2 separate regions of the Mus musculus genome follow, and region 1 is linked to region 2. A link is a loop called in an ENCODE intact Hi-C map of the cell type or tissue named here. Cell type or tissue: heart. All regions are shown on one strand. Each heading gives the region's core, and the rest is flanking DNA. Links, peaks and the distances in the headings are about the cores only.

What was found. Hi-C counts contacts between places; a loop is a spot of excess contacts. Peaks named below come from ENCODE experiments on the same cell type or tissue, not always from the same donor. Only the 100,000 strongest peaks of a DNase experiment are listed, where the experiment ranks them.
Region 1: a loop joins it to region 2, with 2.8 times the contacts of the local background. A loop is called at or near these places in 2 of 42 quality-filtered maps.

The regions. Positions count from the first base shown.
Region 1 is chr5:44,792,623-44,808,743 of GRCm38, reverse strand. Ldb2 (LIM domain binding 2) reads left to right here and starts at 8,998. Exons shown (of 8, transcript NM_010698.4): 1 at 8,998-9,382. The coding sequence starts at 9,251. In heart, for the core only: a CTCF peak has its summit at 11,226; a DNase peak (open chromatin) is centred at 9,083; H3K4me3 peaks cover 2,274 bases; H3K27ac peaks cover 1,702 bases.
Region 2 is chr5:44,707,531-44,715,530 of GRCm38, reverse strand. All of the region lies in intron 1 of Ldb2 (LIM domain binding 2), which reads left to right. Among named protein-coding and RNA genes, the nearest start is that of Ldb2, 88 kb to the left of the region's middle. In heart, for the core only: a CTCF peak has its summit at 7,991; a DNase peak (open chromatin) is centred at 4,090; H3K27ac peaks cover 301 bases.

The sequences.
Region 1 (16,121 bases), core at 8,122-16,121, 85 kb before region 2:
TGATGAAGAAACACATCCATAGGTGAAGGGAGGCAGTTTAATCTCATACTCACTTTCTTCAAAAGAGGACTTGTGGTTTCTGTAGATCTTGGACATAGGAAGGCTTACTCTGCTTTGGGCTAGAAGAGAACACATATGAGCCAGGGCTGGCTTACTCTCTTGGCTATGAAGACTGCCTTATATGTAGGCTATGTCCACACTAGTCAGTGAGACACCAAGCTGAGGTTTTTGTTGAAATCTGCAGAGCAAACATCTCTTTCTGCTGCGAAATCAGGAATCTGTAAGTCTAGCAATGCCTGCAGTTACTGCAAGGACAAAGGCTGCCAAAGAGTAGAAAGGCCAACTCTAGAGCATAATTTGGGCCCTTGGATCCTCCTACACCTGAATCCAAATGCTTCTGAGGTTTCAAATTATATTAGCACATCTCTTCAGTCTTTTTTGTTTGGGACATTTGGAGCAATTCTTTTTTTTTTTTTTTTTTTTTTAGTTAATAAGAGTCTTGAGTAAAGCTGTGTCTTTATTCTCTTGCTATATGCTTTCTTCCCTTATGAATGAGGTGGGTTGTATATCTGATAACCATGTACTTGTACAGGCCCGTTTCCTAGCAGCTCCCAATTGTACGTGGATTCAGACTCACAGTGTGAACTGTCTTGATTGACAGCATGAAATAGGAAGGAGCCAGCCTATCCTGGCTCACCTTTCAGTCTACCCATGATTTACTGTGTAACCCCAGGCAGGTCCCCTAACCTGTCTGTTGTAAGGTTTCCTAATCTTGAAAATAGAAACAGTAACTCTTTTTTTTTTCTTATGGGATTTTTTTCAATGATTCTGTGAGTTAATATTTATAAAGTGCTTAGAAAAGTGTCTGACACTTTATAAGAGCTACTTATCACTATGGACCAGAAACTATTATTCCTGATTTCTGTGTGCAATGGATACTACATCTGTATTTTACAAAGAGAATGAAGGTAACAGACATAACCTGATTAACACAGTGAAGAGGGGACAAAGCTGGACTCAGAATGGCTTTGGCACTGTCCATAAGTCCATAGGTCAGAGGTAAATTACATCAATCTAGTAGCAGTTCTGAGATCTTTTGGGATTTGAAAGGACTCCATGGCAAACAGTGTTTGAGAGAAAAGGATCCTGGAGGGAGATCTTAATTTAGTTGTGTGTGCTTTGTATGTGTTAGTATGCATGTGTGTGTGTGTGTGTGTGTGTGTGTGTATTTGATGTCTGTATAGTCACACACTGACGACAACTTTCCAGAGTCAATCCCCTCCTCTATTTTATATGGATTCCTGGGCTTTAATTGACCCATGTTGACAGCCTTACACACAAATCAACTTCACCCAGCTTTGTGCTCTCTTCATGACTTTAAAAAACTATTTACTTATTATTTTGTGTGTAGATAGGCGTGTGCCACAAGGTTAAGGTATATAGAGTAGAGGGCAATATACGGAAATGGATCCTCTCTTCCACCATCTGAGGTCAAATTTCGAACTAAATAATAACCTCAGTCGCAGCACCAGGCACTCTCACCCACTGATTTGTCTCCCTTGCCCAGGGAAACCTTCAAGGAATCAAATTTGCCTTTTTTGTGTGTGTGCTCAGGATATAACATCACACCCGACTTGAAATAATCATCCATTGAATCTATTTTTCACAAATAAGTGAATAATTAAGTAAGAATTTTTAGACATCCCTGCTACATGATAACCTGGCCTTGGATTCGGAGTGTTATTTGTTAAGACAGCTCCTACATTTCATTCTGGTAAACTTTCAACCATTTAATATACCAAACTATACTGAACACCCCCACATATCAAGCCTCGGGATGAGTTTGTGGAACACTTAGTGACTATAAAGCCAACCTATTGTCAGCCCATGTGGGATCTTCAGTCCATATGACTGTGAATAAGAGCAAGGGCAGATGTTCATACAAAGGGCAGCAAAGTAGATGGGGTGAGATGGAATATGAGTAGGTTATTAAGATAATTTGGCCATGGATGTCCTCTCCAAAGGAGAAACATCTTGAGGTGAGAACAACTTATTACTGTGTGAAAACCAGAAGCCATGAGCAGATACATGGGTTTGGAGTAGAGAGTTCAGTGCACCCCAAACAGGAAGTAGCACAGATGTGTGAGAAGATGATAGACTGAGGGATAGGAAGAGGCAGAACTGATGTGACTAACAAAGAAGGAGAGGGACAGATGTCATGGAGTCAGAGAGAAAGGAGGCCCAGCTAGCTCGTTCTTTAAGTTAGAAAGAAGAGACACATCACAGATATTTAGCCTATTGAAAGTCAACTTTTCGTTCAATAGTCCAGGCTATAGGTTTAGATTTGACTGCCAGATCCTGGGAACTGAACTATTTTCACTGGTGATAGTCTTTCTTACTCATTGCAAATATTTGCTAGATTTCCTTTTAGTCAAGTAGACATTAGAGAACAGTTATGACTACCATAGGAAACATATGCAACTCCTCTTTAGCTTCAGGCCAGCAGAGTTCCAAACTCTTTGACTATGAACCAGCAACTCCCTCCTTAAGTTCCAGATGGACTGTGCATTTCCTTGGCTGCTGAGCAACCAGTGATGCTGCTGTAAAAACAACTTTTAGAATCTAGAGCACCACAGAGCCTTTTAACAGACGTCATCCAGAAGCAATGAGGGAACACTTGAAGCCTCTCTCTCCAGTCCATGTTCTGAGAGAGAGCATTACTTACTTTTCGTGATGAAACACAAGTCAAAAAGATCAACCAAAACAGCCAAAACAACAAATAAAATCATAAACAACCTCCAAAAAAATAAACTTCAAAAAAGGTTGGCTTGTTTGGATTATAAGATAAGCAGTCACATTCTTTTACGGCAGAGAAATCATGGCAGCTGGAATATAAAGTAGATGGACACATTGTGCCTGCAGCCAGGAAGCAGAAAGTGATGAATGCTTTCTGCAGGGCCTTTTCTCCTTCAATTTGGTCCAGGAATTCTCCTTCCAAATTGGGGTAGGCCTTTCAATCCCAACACTTGGGAGGCAGAGGTAGGCGGATTTCTGAGTTTGAGGCCAGCCTGGGCTACAGAGTGAGTTCCAGGACAGCCAGGACTACATAGAGAAACCCTGTCTTAAAACAAAACAAAACAAAACAAAACAAAACAAAACAAAACAAAACACAAACAAACAAACAAACAAACAAACACAAGAGTCATTACCACAGAGAAGGTTTTGGTGTGTGCTGGAGATTGTATCGGTGGAGGAAATCAACATCCTACCACCAGTTTAGTTCTTGAGTCTTGTCTGAGTTCAGTCTACCCTCCTGGTATCTATTAGTCAAGTTGCTTGAGCAAAATGATGGTTAATTTAGTGGTCAGCTTGAGAAGTTGTCTATATCAAGTTGACCTCTGGTATGTCTGAGGGAAGGATTGTCTTAACTGTCCTAATTACTATGGGAACACCCACTCTAAATGTGAGTAACATCCTCTGGTAGCTGGAAGAAGAGAAGCTCCCCATTCCTGTGTCATCTTGTCCTTTACTCTTGCTGAACCATTTATCTACTCACTCCATTGTTGTTGCTTTTGATTCCTTGGCTGATAGAAGAATCAGCTTATTTCACCTTCCAGCGTGGGCTGAAGACTAGCAGCTCTCTAGGAATACTCTAGGCTTGTAGCTCCAGACTGGCAGTGCTGAGGCATGCAGCCTTACAGAAGGCACAACTACCAAGTTCTCCATCTGTTTGGTATGGGGTAGCCATTGTTGGACTACCTGTACCACACCGTGGAAGCTGACTTAGCAAGCCTCCCTTTAGCACTTACTACTTCTGTGGGAGAATACTGATGGACACGGGCTATTCAGCGTGTAAGTAACAATGAGCAGATCTTCTTAAATGGCACGGATGTTACTCTACATTGGCTTCATTTCTTTTTAAAATAACAAACATTGTTTTTTGTAATATACATTTTGAGAGTTTTATGCCTGAGTACTATATTTCCACAGCTGCCCCTCCACTTCCACTCCTTTAGCTCCTTCTTTCATTCATGATCAGTTAGAGATACACCTTTTTACTGTTTCTTCCTCTTTCCAGTTTCTTGTCATATTTGATGTCAGGTATGTTCATTTGCATGGCATCTCTTCATCTTGCTGTGATATTTCTGTCCTTCCGCTTTGTCCCTCTGAAAGATCCTTAAGAAGGAGGTATCTCCATTCTGAATCCGTCCTTGGCTTATGTGGTTGAATGGATTCCTAGTCGTTCTCATTTGTAAATCTGGAGACGCCTTTCAAGCTTTCTGTCCCACCTCTACAGCCATCCATTAACCATCCCAGCCTCTTCTCTGAACTCCGTGTTATCAATTTACCTTCATTTTTGAGATCGGTTTATTCCTGTAGTCTCTTATAAAGTATTAATGATTATGACCATACAGTGACTGCCAGACACTATTGTGATCAACTTATGTTCATTAGCTTTTGCCATCTTTATAAGAAAGATAGGATTGCTATTGGTACCCACTTTACAAACAAAAACACTGAAGCAAAGAGAAATTAGGTTTCATGGCCACATGACAGAATGTAGATGTCACAATTCAAGGCCGTCTGGTAAAGCTCAGATGTTTGTCCTTGAGAACTGAATTTCTGCTTGCTTTTCCACGGTAAAGACTTCAGAGTTGAAGAATAATATTTCCACCATCCCCTGGTCCATATGCTGGCTATATGTTTAGTAACTTAAAAGCAGAGATTATAAGTCTTTCTCTTCCAGCACATCATGGCTGCACCTTGCACTTGCCCACTAGCCAAATGTGTGTTTAACGAAAGGCAGGCTGATAAGATAAGGCTTGGGTACTGGAGGAAGGACAGAGAGGGAGCCCTGAGTAGTGGTTGGGAAAAGTAGCTTTCTGAAGTAAATGAATCTGAGTAGAAGAAACTGGCAAGGATGCCAATGAACTGAGAAAGGGGACCAGCCAAGGTCAAAGATAAGACCTTGACTGGCAAAAAGCCTTGAGAAGTGGAAGAGAGGGGAGATCCAGCTGACTTAAAGTCAGGGTGGGGCCAATAGCTGCCAGATGCTGGTTTTCCAAGGGAAGATAAAGATGAGAACTGGGATTGGTGAAATCCTTTCTGTTTGAAGTCACAAGGAGGTATTTTAGTGGAAGATGAAGCAAGCATTCTGTGCAACAAGTGTACAGAAATTTGTTTTAACTTAGGTTCTGAGCTGAAGCAGCAGGGTGGTTGCTTAGGGTACCTAGAGTATCTGGGGGAGAATGTTTAGAACGTTGTCAATGTTCAAAATGCAAAATAATAAGTAAATAAGCATGGCTCAGTTGTCGGGGCCATAGAAGTGTCCCCAGGCTTTCTCCTTGCTCATGCTTTGACAGTATACCGACCCACCATGTTGAATTTTCCTATTTGTATCGAAGGGCTGATGAGCACTTGATTTCCTTTCCTTGTGGGCCAGAGGGGGAAGACTGAAAGCTGATCTCTGGAGCAGCAGGGAAAGAAGGCAGGACAGATGCAAGCAGAAAGCTGATGCTGCAAAGTGGGCATTCAGCAGGGGATGGAGACTGTTGACAATGAGGCTGCTGGGAAAGGCTAGACCAGGCTTCTAGAGAAAAATCTAGAATGAGAAGGGGGGACTGCAGAGTATGAGAATGTACAAGATGAAAAATAAAATTCAGGCCAAGAGCCTCCTTGCCGCTCTACGTCTGTCCCCATTTCAATAGTCCATACTCCTTAAGTACCTCAATGGCCACTGGGTGCTCTCAGACTGAGGAGATGCTGAAGATCAGCTTGACAAAGGGTATGCGAACCTTGTCTCTAATACTTCCTCACTGCATGTCCTTGTAGAGTCTCCTGCAGCCTCAATTTCTATATCTGTAATATGGGGATAGTAATTAAATCAGCCCCGTAGATCTATTGTGAAAATAACTGACAATACTTGTACTCTGAGTTCAGTCTTCAACAGAGAATCTGGCTGTAGTAAGCCCTAACCACAGGCAGCAAGTACTACTTTCCATGTGGAAGTTCTCAAAGGAAAGTACATAGAAAGTGCACAGCTGACCCAAAGGGGGAATTATTCTTTTATCTCTCATTTTAACTTTTCCCCATCACAGCATGCACTACAACTTGAATGATGTTTCCAGCGTTGACCAGCTCTTCTCTGAGGTGTCTTCCTTACAGTCACTAAATAGAGTAGCCTTTCTATTGTGTCAGCTTTGACCTGCCTGTCCTCTAAAACTCCTAAGCTAAAAACAGGTACCCAGTAACCATATATCCCAATAACCATAACTTCGCTTGGGAACATAGGTGAGAGGGTCCTTATAAACTCCACACTATCATTGTCCCCACAGCAGGAGTGATATGTGAGGTAGGTCTTGGAGACATCTCTACCCAGTGTGGAAGACAGCTAAATTAAGTAATGATGAATTTAAAAAGGTTAGTTTATGGGGCAGTGAGTTGGCAAAGGTACTGGCCTCAGAAACCTTGAGCTACAGTCTTTTGCTCTCTAGATTCCATGTAAATGTGGAAGGAGAGAATCAACTCCACAAAGTTGTCCTCAGATTTCCATATGCACCTCCTTCCAACATATAGGAACAGTAAATAAAACTTAAATGGTTAATGCAAAAGACAATAATTTAGCTGAGTAGAATGATGAATGGGTATTCATAGGTAAAGAAGGGACAAAAACATTAATGTGTGACACATGAAGGAAAGATTATTTCCTTGCAAAGGAAAGATAAAAGATTGCAAATAGATGAATGACGAATGAATGAATGAATGAATGAATGAATGATCAAGAAACCAAGATCTTCTTAAGCCTCAAGTGCCCTTGTAGCATTAATGTAGAGAACTCAGACATTTTTCTATGGGTAATGTGTTTTTTTGCTAAAAGCAAAAGCATAGAATATGGTCAGTTTCTGTTTTCTATGCTGAACATTCTGATTGGAGAAAGGATAATTGCAAGCAATAAGATGACTGTAAATCTGTGAGCAGAAAGCCAGTTTGGAGCCTCTTGAAAGTACAAAGATGCAATTTCATGGAAGAGGAGCAAGCCTTGAAAAGTTGCATGCGAAAGTTTTAGGGACAAACAGCAAATATTTGCAGAAGTAACTTGGAGTGCTTTGCAAGAACAACCCAGGGTAAAGCTTGCCTAAATCGGAGCACAGCTCTCCCTTTGTGGGGTTTGACCATTCCTGGGCTGCACACAGCTGCCTGGGCACTCCTTTGACTCTAGCACTGCCATGAAGAGGTAAATACAAACTCAGGCAGGCATTGAGCTCAGAAATGTCTTTACTTGGGGAGTTTGTGCACAAGGAATTGTTGGCTTTTGCAATGGCCGCCATACTGAAACATAAATCACAAGGAATTTGTTTGAAATCTCGTCTTTAGGAGGTTGTGTGTTTTGACAAACCTTGCAGCAAATTTGGCCCAGCTTTTAGATTTGTAATGAAACCTGAAACCCAGCATGCTGGCCTGCCTTAGGGTCCCCAGACACATGTTCTCAGCAGCCTAGAAGTAATAGCTCCTCTAATCCCATCCTGGCAAGTGACATGACTGTGTTAGGCTGCACCGCTGGAAGTTTGGGGTGGATGTTTCTTGCAGGTGGGAGACAAGAGTGATCAAGACAGCAATTTGGGGACAATTTTACTCCTGAATGTAAACCACAGATCTAACAGCACCTATTATTCCTCTGTTGGCTAGTGACTCTAAAATACCCCAAGCCATGACTGGGGCAGAAAGTTAATTAATCTGCTTATTAAAAAGAAGAAATGTCTCATTTGCATGCATTTGCATCCAGGTCTTACATTCCATCTTGTTTTTCTGTGGTCCCTTCCCCCTTCCCCCTTAAAGCCGCTGACTTAGCTAGGTGTGAACTCCTGCACTGAATTTTCTGGGGCTTGGCTTTGTTTAAGTGTCCTGTATATGAGTAAGTGTGGGGCCAATTGGATCTTTCCTAGATTCCCTAATTCTTTGTGGCAACTCTGCCCCCCTCCCCAGGGCTATTTGGGGTTTCTTCTAGTTGTCATGCACCACAATTAAGATTTATAGACTTGGCCACTCTGGGAAGGAAGCAAAGACCTTGTCCCCATCAGAGTTGGGCTTGTTACTTGGGGGGGCAATAAATTCAATTATCTGCAATTTCTTACTCAACTGAATTTTCCATGGACATTTCTATGGGATGCTTTTTCCTTTGCGTTTCATATCTTCCTGAGCAGTCTGCTTTTTGGATCCTTTTCTTGTCTTAGAAATACCTCTTAGAAATAAAAGCCCATTGCCTCTTGGATGGATTTTTAGATGGTTCCACATTCAGGTCTGGGTGATACTGTTTTTACCTGAGACTGTACAGGTAATCTAAATGTAGGCCCCCTAAAACCATCGTCAAAAGCAGGACAACCCCCTTTTGGGAGGTTAGGAAGGGGGCTGGGAATAGGAGTAGTTTGGAAGTCAGGGGGGAGGGGAATGCTAAGATACAGCTCAGCTTCCTATCCGAAGTACAGCAGGTACAGCCAAAACTCTGTTGGGAGATGAGAGCCCGGAGGAATCTTCCAGAGGGAGTGAATCACCAACCCCAAATCAGAGGGACCAGAGTGCCAGTGTTGTTGTGTTTGGGAGTCATCCCATTTCTGATACATTACAACAGTGTGGCTGTCAGGGGCGAGAGGCTTAGGCAGTGGGTGAACCCACCTCTCTGCTAACAAGCTTAGCAATGGGGGGGGGGGGGGGACTAAAACTCAGCCTTAGACTTCTTGTCAGACTAGGAGGAGAATTATATTTTTGAACTAGTCTACAGTGTGGACAGGAAATGACCCCTTCACCAACTGCTTCTTTAAAAACAAGCAGTTGGAGCCTCTAGCTATCCAGCTCTCTCTCTCTCTCTCTCTCTCTCTCTCTCTCTCTCTCTCTCTCTCTCTCTCTCTCTCTCAACTCACTCTCCCCCTTCTCCCTCCCTCCTTCTTCCCTCCCTTCCTCCCTCCCAACCTCCAACCTCCGCTCTCTCCCTCTCAGAGCTCCAGTGCTCCCTCCCCTCCCGCGCTCCCTCCCTCCCTCTCCCTCCTCGTTCCCTCTCCTCTCTCGCTATAGAGGGCTCCCACAGCACTTCCCAGCCAGTGTGCTCAGCCTGCCTGCCTGCCTGCCTCTGTGTGTGTCTGTGTGTGTGTGAGCGTGTGTGCGTGCGTCTACTTTGTACTGTGAAGAACACAGCCCATGTGCTCTGCATGGACGTTCCTGATACTCTATTAAGCTTGATTTTCGACAAGCAGGCAAGATGTCCAGCACACCACATGACCCCTTCTATTCTTCTCCTTTCGGCCCATTTTATAGGAGACATACACCATACATGGTACAGCCAGAGTACCGAATCTATGAGATGAACAAGAGACTGCAGTCTCGTACAGAGGTAAGTTCTTCAACCTTGGCGTGTGTTTGTGGATTTTTTAAAAAAAAACTGTGCATGGGCTTTTCCTGGGGTTCTTAGCTGAATTCTGTGGGAAGTGTCCCACCAGCTACTATCACGTAGGTGGATATAAGCACAGCTGGGTGAACCCTCGAGTTTGAATGCTGGGTTTCCAGCGACAGTAACTCTTGGAGCTGGGGACAGTTTCTGCCGGAATCTTAGTATCTGGAAAGAGACAAGCCACTTGGTTCACATGCCGAGTCTCTAGAAATTCAGGTTTCCCAGAACTCTGATGTTTACAGGCTTAGAGATGGTCGTGTTTGTTGAGATATAGACTGCAAGAGATTTTGTGGATGTTTGCGTCTGTGTTGTGTGTGTAATATCATGTATACATATATTCATATATTTACAAGTTCCAGAGGAAGTCTGGTTTGACCTGAACTTACTTTTTCAAAGTGACTAAAATTGAGGTAAAAGGGACAAGAGAGCAGCCTTGTGTACTTTTCAGAACTCCCTGGAGGTGGGCTCAGGGAAGACACACACGTTTGCCTGTGTTAAATTCAGAGACAGGTTGACTGAGGAAGTGGGGTCCTCTTGTCTCTCTGGTGGTTGTGCCTCCCAAGGCTCTACCTTGGGACAGGAGTTAGCTCCCCATTCAAGCCAGAAGCAGTTGAGTGCATTTGGGATCTCCAGAGAGAGGGAGGCTGAGCCTCTCAGGCAGTGAGCCAGTCCAGGGACTTCTTCAGAACTTTCTAAATGCAAAACTCCAGACTCCTCTTTCACAATTTAAATATTTAATTTTTCTCTGGGCTGCCCGAGTGGCAAAGCACTCTGCTGCCGGGTGCTCATCTGCCTGTAAGGTGGGACTTGGTGTTGAAGTGTTTATTGTAGGTGTGTCTAAGTCTCTTGAAGAAATAGAAGTCTCTGGGAATTGAGTTTTCGCTGCATAGTACAAATGCTCATAGGAGTCATGCCACAGGGGTGTTGGGGGAATAGCGTTGGTAGGTAGTTAGATTGAAGATTGGCTTTTAACTCTGAGAAAGGATTTGATTAAGTTTGCATGATAAAATAAAACACACTTGCTTTGAATTGTCTGCTGAGCCATAGAGAATTCCTGATGTTTAATGTATTGAATAGGGCTAACAAGATGATGTGACCTGTTTTCTGATTGGCTAACTGCTGGACAAGATCTTGTGGGGTTTTGTTTTTGTTTTTGTGTGTTAGTGTGTGTGTTTTAAAGCCTGGCTCTCTTTATCACTGCTATTTTCTTTATATGTTAATGCACCATGGATGTTAAATATAATTGCTGGCACGTCGCCTCTTTCTAGAAGCCAGAAGCTCCTGTAGAGTGTAAACTCTGGTGTTTAGAGTGCTGAGTTCTTGGCAGTAAATAGGATTGTGTGTGTGTGTGTGTGTGTGTTTGTGTGTGTGCATATGCCTGTGGTGTGTGTTGCTTTATATGTGTGTTCTAGCTTGTATCTTCTATTACAATCTTTGTAAGAGTGTGTTGGAATGAATCTTCAGTCCCTGTCTAAGCTATCAGTGGCAGAGGCTGCTTTCAGAACTGGGAAGACTGGGAAGGTTTTAGAGTTGAGGCACCCAGTAATAGTAATAAAATGTTGAACAGAAAAAGGAACCGTCAGAAGGAATCAATAAAATGTTAAAAATTATACAATTAAAAAATCTCTTTGCTAAGTATAATTATTTCTCAATAATAATAATAATAATAATAATAATAATAATAATAATAATAATAGAGACCATAGACTGCAATAGATTAATTCTTGAACACAGGATTGAAAGACAACTTGTATCCTGCTTGCTTGGTAGAAAGTTGTTGAGGTTTTGTGGATGGTGTCTTCCCATCCTCCTGCTGGTTGAAGCAGGGTAGCTATTCTTGGGTTCTGGGTGCCTCTCAACCCTTCCACAACCCTGGGCAGCTAGCTTTGAGCTGGGAGACTTCCCATCCATCCTGGTCTCCATACAAATCCCTAAGATGGAATAGATTACCCACTGGTTCGTGTTTGAGATGTTTGGAAAGTGACCCATTAGGAGTATGCTTTTCCAAAATGACACATTAATCTTTCTTGAGAGCTAAACCCAAGAACTTCTAACTTTTAGAAGATTGCAGGCTAGCTCTGACTGCAGGATTTCACTCTGACCATAGCTGAAGAACCAGGAGAGGCAAGCTTGCTTTGACAAATCTTTGAGTTTTTAATTCGTCCTGACATCAAAGTACTGTGAGCTATTTTTCAGTGTGTTCTGGAACAACCTCCACACATGTACCCTCTTATTAAGTCTTTCAAAAGTAATTATATACATAATTATATCGACACCTTTGTCTCAACACAAGAAATATATTTTCATAACATGTGAAAAAAGGACAGTAATCATTAATTGCTCCTACTGTATGTATAGATTCACATTAAATATTTAAATTTGATAGTAATGTGTACTTAGAGGAGAAACAATAACTTTGCACAAAAAAGTTACAGGTAGCTTTACAAGTGGTGCCTTTAAAAAAATAATAATGCAACCTGAGTAGAAGCTGGTTACAGTCACCATATACTGCAAAACTGACATCTGTTCACATATAACATTGAATAGATTGTCGAGCCATCACCTTTACTACTTAGTCAATCCCTACAATCATAAGCATTCTCTCACAGTGTCTTTTTCTTCTCCCTCTTCTGTGCACCATATACTATTATTTTATCACCTCCTGATTCTCTCTCTCTCTCTCTCTCTCTCTCTCTCTCTCTGTCTGTCTGTCTGTCTGTCTTAACTTTGCATTCTCTTTGGAACACTTACTCAGCTAAGAAGAAATTAGAAGTAATTCTAAAGACCTCTCTCTTTAAAAAACAAAAGGTAATAAACTAGTGCAGAGCTATGACGTCCCTCACTGCCCTTGTATGATTGACCCCTAGGATATTCACACATGGTCATTTCTTTCGGTTAAATCAGTGTCCTTTAGATACTGGGTTGTGTCGGCTTAAGGAGCACTGGGTTGGGAGTTAATGCTATTCCTAGCTGGGTCCTGTCACTAAGTAGTGAGTGTGGAGTCTGGATCTCCTCACCTGCCAATCACCCACCATATCCCTTGAATTTGAAAACTCAACATGGTTTGCCTTAATATGAGAAAGTATTCCATGGGTTGTATTTAGTTCAAACTTACACATGGTAGTGAAAGAATCAGCCATTTCTGTCGAAAACTGGAAAACCTGCGTCCTGGCGTGCTTGGCCCAGCTGGCGCCAGGATAGCAAACCATTCCTGGACTAAGTAGATTTTCAATTAACATTTAAACCTAGGTTTCCTGGAGTGGAAAGGGGGTGGCAGAGGTAGAGAGGACTCCAGAACCCCTTGCTATTGAAATCCCAATAGCAGCTCTGCATCTGTGAGGGGGCCTGGTACCCCCCATGGAGCTAAAGTTGCTATGGGGCTTCTGCCTCTGAAAACTCTCACCTCACTGCGCCCACATTTATTTTATTATCATGAGGCCTATCAGCTCTCTGATCTTTGTGGGAAAACAAGAGTTTAAGAGCTAGTGACCTAACCTCGTTGGAAAGGAATATGAGCCCACTTAAAAGTAAAAAACTAATATTCAAATCTATTTTAAACGTGGATGACCGTTCTAGGAAGTAAAATCTCTTCACAACATTAACACCTTAGTAGATTTCGGTAAATGTGTGAAATCCCCACCCCCACCCCACCCCCACCCCACCCCCACCCTACACCCACCAGCTCTCACTTTAAAATAAAACTAAGAGAAACTTTGAGATGTGTCACAGTTGGGCAGTAGAGAAAAATGTTACATTTTCCATTTAGCATGCTACCATAAATTGACACCCCCCCCCCATGTCTTCCAAAATCCATTTATTTGAATGGTTACACTGTGCAAATTTCTTTTGAGAGAACACGGCTACACAGTTTCAACTCTGCAGTTATATAGTTTAATTTAACATGGCACAAAGATTCCAATCAGATTGGACATAAAAATATCTTCTAAAGACTTCAGGATTTGGTCTGTAAAAAGCCACAACAAAACAAAACCAGCCGATTTTTGTTTGTTTGTTTGTTTGTTTGTTTTTAAAAATCCTGAGGTGTGCACTGTGAAAGAAAAATATGTGTGCTGTCTGAGTGTCCTGATGAATATGAATTTGAGAGTGACTAATGTTGGATTATTGTAGAACTTAAGCCAGTTCATCAAACTGACTTACACAATTCTTTGTTAGATAAACTGTAGATAAGTTCTCAGGGTCATATTTTTTAAAGCCAATGACCAAGAATGCTTCCATTTCAAAGAAGATGTTTTGAACTAACCCCCCCTTTGTTACTGCACTAATTTTAATAAAATTACATAAAACAGCAGTAACCTGCCGTGTCCTTACGTTTTGAATTTTTCTTCTTTTATCAACAGTATGTGAATGAGAAAACTGTGACTACTATAGAAAGCAGTTCACAGGAGGGTTTTAGTCTAATTATAGTCTTCAGTTTTATACCATAAAATAGGAAGGTTTCAAAATGTTTGAAGACCTTAAAATTCAAATCGACTTTTTTTCCCCTTCCTCAGCTTAACTCTAAACCGCCCTAGGGATGGGCGAGAGAGGGTGTGTGTGCCTTGCCCTCTTTTTCTCTGTCTGCCCGGGTTCCAGCTTGGAGCATAGTGTTTATTCACGGAGAAGCTCGGAACCCTTCATGGTTCCCATGGACCACAGACCCGAGTCGGTTAGCTACTTTGGATATGTAGAAAAGAAGGAAACGTTTTGTAATACTTAGGTGTTCTCTCCCCCTAGGAATTCAGAAGGAAAACTTGCCAGTACCCTGAGCTACATTATATGAAAGAGTTTTCAATGTTCAGTTAAAAAGTGGACTCTCTATGGCTTTCTGAAGGGGGTTGGGGAAGAGTGAGGAAGGGGCAGGTATTAGCAAGAGCAGCTATTTTGAAAATGTTAAATAAAACCAACAGTGAAGCTTTTAAAATGGGAACTTCCAAACTCCTTGTTTTTCAAGCTGCCTTCATGGCTTCAGAAAACAAAGTACAGGGCTTGGGAACACAGTTCTCTTCTCCTGAGGTTCCCCCACCCCACCCCATTTTCTTACTATGGGAACTGTTTTTAATTAAAAATTGCTGCAAACTAACTACTCGTAGGAAGCCAAGAAGAAGAAGAAAAAGAAAAAGAAGAAGAAAAATATCTTTCAACTCCCAAGCATCACAGATTCTTATCAGGTGAAATCAACACACGTGACGAAGTAGGATTTAAGTATGATGCAGATTTTTGAGCATTTAATGTTTTGTTTGTGTTTCCGAAAGAAATCGATTTAAATTGTGTGGAGAGTGCTGCCCTGAGTCTCCTCTCATTGCAACCATTAACTTATTTTTTTTTTTTTCACAAGGAGAGCCGAGCACCTCTTTAGGGGAGTAAGCAAACAAAATATAAAACAAACAGCTGTAAACATCCCCTTTGTAAGTGGTGAAGGGGCTGCACTCACAAACTTTTAAATGTAAATTGAGCTGGTAGGCTTCAAAATACTAAGTGATCAAAGTACCATCTTTTCAAAATATCAAAATGCACAGTGTTTAGGAAATGTTTAACTGCTCTCCAAGCTATGTCTCCCTACTATATTGTGGCTATGACACAGGTTTTTTACTTGTTTGTTTTGTTTTGTATTGTTTCATTTATTTGAGTCTACAGTTATTATTTTTTTGATGTAGATTCTGCCAGCATCCATCAAAACACAAGCAAGTCTCAAGACTTAAAATTCAGTTATTCCTTCAAGAGTTCCCATCCTAGCTGGGTGTGGTGGCGCATGCCTTTAATCCCAGCACTTGGGAGGCAGAGGCAGGTGCATTTCTGAGTTCGAGGCCAGCCTGGTCTACAGAGTGAGTTCCAGGACAGCCAGGGCTACACAGAGAAATCCTATCTCGGAAAAAAAAAAAAAAAAAGAGTTCCCATCCTTCAGGAAGTGATGATATCAGGCTTGGCCAACAGAGATGATTGAGGCCTTTTCTGTCCTGTAGAAGTTTGTGATTGGGTGATGGAAGGAGACTTAGAGACTTACCATCATGGTGGGGCGCCGTGATGGATTTGTGGCAGTGTATTGTGGGTGTCTTCTACTAGGGAAGGCCATCCTGAAAGGCAGCTGGAATGATCATTACTATCATTTGTGGTGTGTTTACAATGTTCAGGATAGTCCTTGGTGGGGCAGGCACGTGCTACCTGCTGTATTTATGCTGAGAGGTAAACTGGGATAGAGATATTTAGATCATCTGTCTTAGGTGACCCATGTTGCTGTCACTCAGCTTCAGAGACCTTTCCTCTCTGATGTAGCACCTCTAGAAACAGAGTCTACCAGCGGGAGTCTTGTTTTATCTCTACAAACATTTTTATTGTTATTGTTTTATCCCAGGGCACATAGACATCCCAAGGGAGCTCAAAGAGTAGCTCCTGGATATGATATACATGACTGATCTAAATTGGTATAGAGCAGGACTCTTCTGGGTTTTGTTTTGTTTTATTTTGTTTTGTTTTGTTTTGTTTTGTTTTGTTTTGTTTTGTTTTGTTTTGTTGAGACAGATTTTTCTCTGTGCAGCCTTGGCTGTCCTGGAACTTGCTTTGTAGACCAGGTTGACCTTGAACTTGTAGAAGTCCTCCTGCCTCTTCCTCTCCTTCCGAGTGCTGCAATTAAAGATGATACTCACCATGGACAGGCAGAACAGGATTCTAAGAAACCATCTGAAAG
Region 2 (8,000 bases), core at 1-8,000:
GCTGGACCTGTGGAGTAGTGGAGCTCCTGTGTGTGTGTGTGTGTGTGTGTGTGTGTGTGTGTGTGTGTGTGTGTGTGTGTGTGTGTGTGTTAGTGAGATGTCCTGGGCTTATTATTTTTGTTTGGTTTAAGCTATGTTCATCTATGAAACTCATGTGTTAGGATGAGTTGTAATACCATGATCTATGAGTGTCTACATCTGCCTTGTGAGGTCAGGTTAGTCCATTTGTTCCTGAACACTGGGTGTCTTTCTTCCACGGGATGAAGTTGGTTCCTTCCATTTGTAGTTATGCTGTGGTCTAGGGTCTCAGTGATCCTAGACTTTCAGCCTGAGGAATAATTAAGGCAACAAAGAAGATAAGGAGGGAGACTATTTGTGTGAATACCTCACTTGGAAACACATAATCACATATCTTGTAGGTTTGTATTCCTTTGGTGACAACTTGGTCCAGGACCTTCAAAATCAAGACCGTTTTCAACACCATTTCTTTAGGTGGACAGTTGTATGCATGTGGCAATCTCTTTTGCTATGAAAAACAGTTTTCCATCTGAGAGAGCAGACAGCTGGCCTACAAGCCATTAGGACTTGCTGCAGACAGCAGCACCAGGTCCCTGGGGTGCAAGTATGAAAGCCCATGTAGGTGTGGGGCATCGAGTAGCTAGTGACTGGGTTGACAGTCCCCGTGCCCCAGACTACAGAATGCTCCCGTGCTGCAGAATGTTTCCAGGTTTTCTTCTTGTCACTAGCCTCCAGGGGAAGCCATGCTATGTTTCTCTGGACTTCTCAAACCTCCACTTTAGTATAAGTGTTGCTCCATCTGTGTCTTGCATCCCTCCCACAACACCTGATTTCCATAACAGTGAAGGAGTCTTAAGGGATATAATCATCCCCTGTTGATTCTCTTAGAATTAAAGTAGGTGCCTAGAAGAAGATGGCAACTCTCCACTGTGGGCCCCCAGCTGGCTTCATGGTCCTTAATAAAATCTGCTCATGGCTTCGTTCATTTCCAGGATTCTTTGTCAGCTTCTTTTCCTTAAACTCTAACAGAGCTCTTTGCTCAACAGCCACCCTTGTGTTCTGCAGAAACCAATAAAATTGTATCTATCACTCTCTTGGGGAGTGCAGTCTAGAGTCACATTTGAAATGCAGAGAGACAAGAGGAATTGTGGCTGGCATTTTCCTGTAATTAAAGATCCTAGAGTTTTCTTAACTTAAATAAGAAATGCCTCCGACTGTAGCTTGTTGAGTTTCCCGATTTTTTTTTTCTTTTTCTATTTTCTTCCTTCCTTTTTCATAATTTTGATGCCATTTTTATGATTTAGTGCAGGACATTGGTTGTTTAAAAGTACATTTTTCCTGTGTGTGTGTGTGAAGGATGTGCATGTGTGTGCTTGCCCTCAGTCAGACTCCTGACACAGAATGAGACAGCAAAGTACTTTGTGAGCAGACTAACTTCATCTTTTGTACGTGAATTTAAATATTTAAATTCAGAGAGAAAAGATCCTCCTTTGCAGGAAGTGTATTTTCCATGCAGTCTCTAGGCCAGTGGGCCTCAGCCTTCCTAATGCTGCGACCCTTTAATACAGTTCCTCATGTTGTGTGACCTCCAACCGTAAAACTATTTTTGTTGCTACTTCATAACTGTAATTTTGTTACTCTTATAAATTGTAATATAAATACCTGATATACAGATGGTCTTAGGATACCCATATGGAAAAAAAATAGACCTCAAAGGAACTGCCATTGCTGCTCTTAGGATTTAGCTTTTAGGAGCATCCAGCAGCTTCTTCTGCATCATGCATGACAGATAGGTGGGTATCAGGGAGAAAACAAGCAAATCAAGCAGAGCACAGGGAAGAGAAGGCCAATGGGAATAGCAGATCCCTTAGCCACCTCAGTCCTCCACGCACAAGATTTACAGACTATTCAGTGTTGGGGGATGGCAGCAGCTTGTGTCTTTCTCCAGCTCACTTGGCCCTGAGAAGCACAACAAAGCCCGGTCAGAGTTTTCTGTGGTGGAGCAAATGAAGTAGTTCATTAGCTGTAAGCAGCCCATAATCATTCCTGAATTGCCAATAGCTACTATTCCTCCGGGAGACGTATGCTGGTGAGGCTGCCACTGAAGTAAGAAGAAAGGGAGGTGCAGAGCAAAGAAAGAGTGAGTGAAGGCTGGCCTCCTGGGCCCGAGAAAGGGGTGGCTCTGCAGGATACACAGAGCCAAGCTTTTCTCATTGTGCTCTATCCTGGTCTTTCAGCTCTTTTTAGAGACTAACATTATTCCTGGCTAGCAAGATGACTTCAGTTATTATCCATGATTAATTAAAGCCATATGGCTCTTAAACTATTCTATGTGTGGCTATAATAATGATAATTATAACATCATAACTGTTTACATTTTTCAGTGCAAGATCACATTTGCTTTAACCTTGCAAAATACACAAGGCAGGAATTTACAGCCCATTCTTTTGATAGGATAAGGAAATTATACACATATGTTAAGCTTATATTTAGGAGTAGGGGCTTTTAAAAAAATGGAGCTACAGCTGCAAGTTAGAAGGGCTTGTCAATCTAGTCCCAGAATGGATCTGATCCTGCACCTAAAATAATATTGTAAATGTTCTCTCCATGGCTTTTGCTAGCAAGGATATCGGAAATACAAAAATACTAATAAATAAATAAATAAATAAATAAATAAATAAATAAATAAATTTCAACCTTCAGTAATGGAAAAAGAAAAGTACCAATAACTGCCTTCTCCACCGTATTTTCCTAAACACTTTTTATTCCTTCAGTGAACATGGACAGAAATTCCACAAGGAAGGTCCTGTGATTGACACAATTTTACAGATGAGAACATGAGGGGGAGGGAAGGAGAAGTAGTCTTCGCTTAGTAGCACAGTTGAAAACATGAGGAGACACTGGGAAGGCAACCCAGTCTCTCTGTCTGCAGAGCCCAGGCTCCCAAGCACAGAGCAATACTCTTGCCATAACAAACCCTTCCAAAGTTTAGGCAAGAGTTTTCTGAGGTGTTTGTGGACTTGAGGGTTGAAGGTAAAGATTCAACATTGCAGGGTTTCTCTTCAGAGTCGTAATGACCTCCCACAGAAGGAATTTTCCCTGCATGTGACTGATTCCATGCCCTTCCCATAGGTGCCAGACGAGAATGCTAACATCCTTTGTCTCTACCACTTCACAGTATTTGTATATAACCTACTCAAATCTTCCACATACACCTCTAGATTACCAACAATACATAAAAGAGCGTGTATACTGTGAAGATTGTTTCTATACAGTATTGATTCTGGAAAGGCTGCATAAAATACAAACCTGTACATATTGAATACAGATGCACTTGATCCCTTGAACCAAAATGATAGAATTACAGCATAAAGAACTCACAGATATGGAGGACTGACAATATGTAGAGACAAGATCACCAGGGCAGTGGATCTGCCACTGGCTGCTCACTAAAGAGCAGTGCTACCTCCCTGTCTAGGTCCAGCGAGTTGCTCATGTTGTATAGAACTCAGTGCAGCCCAATGGATATTCATTTGTGTCTTCATCTGCCTTTTATTTGGGCAAATGAAGAGGATAGGGATGAAGGCGCCCTGATCATTTTCCTCAAGGAGAGGAAGGGACAAATGAACAGGTAAAGGCTCTCAGAGGGTGCCCTAGTGCATTGCTCTGATGAGACTAGGGAAGTAAGGGACAGTAGAGATCCAATGTAGAGGAATCAGGAGCCAACACAAACCAGATATGTGTTAAAGTCACCTTTGTGTCAACTGGTACCTCAGAGATGCTGGGGAAGTTATGTTTCTTCCCTGTGGTGTCGTCTTGGGTCCTGTAAAATGAAGAGGAGAGTACCGCTTTCACTGCAATTTCATGAGGCATCTCCCTATGAAACCTATCACAGAGTATGGGTTTGGTAAGTGTAATGATAACAATAATAACCATCCTGACAGCTTCCTGGGGGTCGTGAGACTTCATGACAGCATGATGGCGGACTGTCAGACAAAAAAGAGTGGCTGAGTGCCTGAGAAGTGAGGGCCAAAAACTCTCACATCACAAACCAGCAAATGCAAAGTCATAGAACAATTCCCTCCCTGGCACAGTCCCCAGAAAACGGGCTGGCAACTGACGACCTTTCCTGTTCCCTATGATGGCTTTTCCCACTGTGTGTTTCCACAAACAGCCAGAGGAGTCATTTTTCTGTGCAGCAATTGCTACCCTGGCATCCTTCATACCGAGAGTGGCTCCCAATTGCCTCTTGAATCAGTTTGAATCAAATTGATCACAAGTTTCAAACCTCCATGTCCCAAACAGACTATCTCCTATCTCAGTTTTCTCTCCATGACCTGAAACTTCAGTTCACTCAAATCAAGGTCAGGAGTCTGACCATTGTTCTTTCCCCCGCCCCTCCCCCACCCAGGAGAAGGTGGACTGTGAGTAAACATTTGATAAAGTCTTCAGTGTGTGTGTGTGTGTGTGTGTGTAAGTAAGAAGGTTTAATAAAGCTGGTGGGCAAAATTTATATGACTCCAAGCCAAGGACCCATGTACATGGTTGCTGACATATAGATGAATGTTGCTATGTTACTTGTATTTAAAAATATTAGAATTGAATCCAGTGTTGATGGAGTGGATCCCATCAATACAGTGGGACACTAGCCTGAATGTAAGAGTAATTACCCTTTATGAAATAATTAGTGTTGGATGAAATGAAGAGCCCATGTGGTTCTCTCAGTCTCTGTGTCTGTCTTTTACTCTCTCTCACCCTTCTCTCTTCTCCCCTCCTCCCTGTCACCTGAATACACAGAGGAAAGGTGACATTGCAGGCAAACCAGGAAGAGAGCCCACAGGAAAATCAACTGTGCTGGTGCCCTGCTTGGACTTCAGCCTCCAGTGCTGAGGGTATTCTCTGAGTTGCTTAAGCCAGAGTACTACCCAGTCTGTTGTACCGTGTTTTTGTTTTTTGTTTTTTGTTTTTGTTGATTTTTTTAATGTGGACTTAGCTGACATGTTTACTTTTACAGTTTCTAATTAATATAAAAAAGAAACAAACAATAAATGTGTAAATCCAGGAAACTCTAGACTCTCTTCTCTAACAGTTTCCTGGAAGTAAGTGGAAAATGCCTTCCCCACCCCCACACACACCCCAGAAGCACTGCTCCACCTCAGACCTCCATTATTCCTAGTGCAGGGCTGTACGTGGCAAGCTCTCCTCACCCCTGCCTCATGCATATGTCTTCAGCAAGGCCAGCATGGGCGTGGACTTTTTAGTTTCTGTGTACAGTCATCCTTTCTGTGTAGAGAATGTACTTCCATTGACGACAGACCACTCTTGTATTGTGTGACCCAAACACAATAACAACAGCATGCTAGTAATCACTCTTAACTCTGTCAACAGCGCTGTATATAGTGCAGCTTAAGAGACTTAATTCCTCTTAACTTGTCATTCTCCATTCTGTTTACCTCTGCGAAGGGTGCTTTACAAATGTCTGTTCTTATTGTTTGTCTTCATTCTATCCTTTCTCTCTATATATATGTGTATGCTTACACACACACATACACACACACACACACACCATAAAATATCCTTGTTACAATTTATTTCTCTGAAATTCTTCTTTTTACACATTTGAATGGGTCAGTTAACAAAACATCTTAAAATCAGTAATCATTTTCTAAAAATATTCAATTGAATGATAAAATCAATTCAGTGTGCAGAAATCTGACTTTTGAAATATCAACAGTAATTCTTAGAGAATCCTCATGGACTCCTTTTTTTTTTCTCTTGCTTTCTTAAAATCCAGCTTATGTGGAAGGACATCCTAATATATATATATATATATATATATATATATATATATGTGTGTGTGTGTGTGTGTGTGTGTGTGTGTGTCTGTGTGTCTGTGTGTGTCTGTGTTTAGTTGCAAGAAGTGTAATACCAAGCAGCAAATGCAGTAGCCCTTTCTCTGTAACTACACTAACTAACCAGAGGTGAGGAACATAAGAAAACAGCTTTTTCCACAGCTACTGATGATGTAAGGGCCACGCCATGCCACGCCCCTTTCAGGAGTTCACAGCACTTATCACACACAGAGGATCAGATTTCTAACACTCTTGAGAGACATCCTATCCAAAACATAGCAACAATCAAAGAACCACACTTGATGTTTCCTGAGTCTTATATTGTGTCAAACTCAGTTTCTATTGGGCTGTGTTATTATCACAATTTCACAGACAAGAAAACAGAGACGAGCAAGGCCAAGCAGGGGTAAGAGAAGCACAGAACAGTAGCCCCAGCTTCTCTTCCTCCAGCCCAGCCCTTGGACATTTTTTTCTTGTTTTTGCTGTACTCTGTTGAGGAATTATTTTACATGTGAGATTAAAGAACATATATTTTTTTCAGCACTGATGCCAGCGCCTAATTTTTACATTTTCTCCCATGAATATGCACTGTATGTGTGTTCACATTCCTCTGTGTAAGTGAGTGTGCATGCTTATTTGGAAATCAGAAGACAACCTTTCAGAGAGAGGGCCTAGCTGTCCATCTTGTTTGAGACAGGCTTTACTTATTGTTTTTTTTTTTTAACTGCATATGCCAGGCCAATGGGCCTGTGGGCATCAGGAGCCTTTTCCGTCTCTACTTCCCATCTTACCACAGAACCCTGGGACAGGTATTTGTTCTTCTCTTTGGGCTTTTCTGGAAAATGTACAGATTCAAACTCAAGTCCTCACAATTGTATGGCAAGTGCTTTTCCACATGGAGCCATCTTACTGGCTGCCCATCTAATTTAAATTGAAAGTGAACTCTGTTCTGAGGTTAAATCCCCCTTGAGAAGTTGAACTCTACCTCCTTTGTATTTTAGTTTCTTGTTTCATTCTCTGATTCAAAATAATTATTCCTTTCATAATTTCAAGAAATGGGTTTTTATCACAGTCTTCCTCCCCTCAGCTCCTCCCAGACCCACACCTTCTTTCCTATCCATCCAATTTTCTGTCTTCTTTTTAATTGTATTTTTCTAAAACCCATCAGTTTCGATCTGTGCTATGTGCATATCCATATATTCCTGAGTAAAGAAAACTGACTTTCTCTCCTCCAGCAGCTATCCCTTGCAACAGCATCTCATTTCTCTAAAATAGTATACATGTACACTTGTTCTATCCCATTCTCAAAGAAGCACCATTTAAAAGATTTTAATAAAATTGCAGCTATCCTAGAAACTCAGTACCCCCCCCCCCCCAAGATTAACAACTGGCGTATTAACTAGCTGATGAATTGGGTAATTTGAGTCAAAAGCTTTGTATACAGGTCTTGGGGATTTCAAGCTGAAAAGGGCCATAAGCAAATGGTGGCTGAACACAACCAGCTAGGGTTAGTGATTACCGAGTCAATAAGAAATAATAACGTGTGTCCAACCCAAGCTCTGGCTGATAAAAATCCAACAAAGCCCTTAGTGTGGGGCTTCAGAGAATGTCTCCAAGATGACAGCTTTCTGAAGTCTTTGCTCTAATCAATGGTTTGTTTCCAGAGCCAGAGGTGAGGACATTGGGGCTGGATGAAGACACCCACTTTGCTTCAACTAAAACTCAGCAAGACTCTTCATAGAGAGACTGGTACTCAGTGGGTCAGGCGCTAGCACCAGCAACTGGAGCAGAAACCCAGTGCTGATGTCAGACACTCCTGCCTTACAGGCAGAGGGTCCCAGGTTCAGTTTTCAAACCTGCTTATCACTTCCTGGCTGTGTGGAGAAACTTCCTTGGGTTTGTGAGCAAAGTAGTTACTTTAGAGCATCAGCGGGAGAGAAGATCGTAGAAACACAAACCTGTGCAACTGATTTCCAAACAAATGCATCCACTTTGCAAAGAGTTTGGGCTCTGACATTTGATCTGGACTTTACCCTTCCCCTGCCACTGTATTGTCATAAGACCTCGAAAAAGTCAGATAACATGTCTCAAGTGGAAAGGAGACCTACACTGCCACCTCCAGTTCTCTGT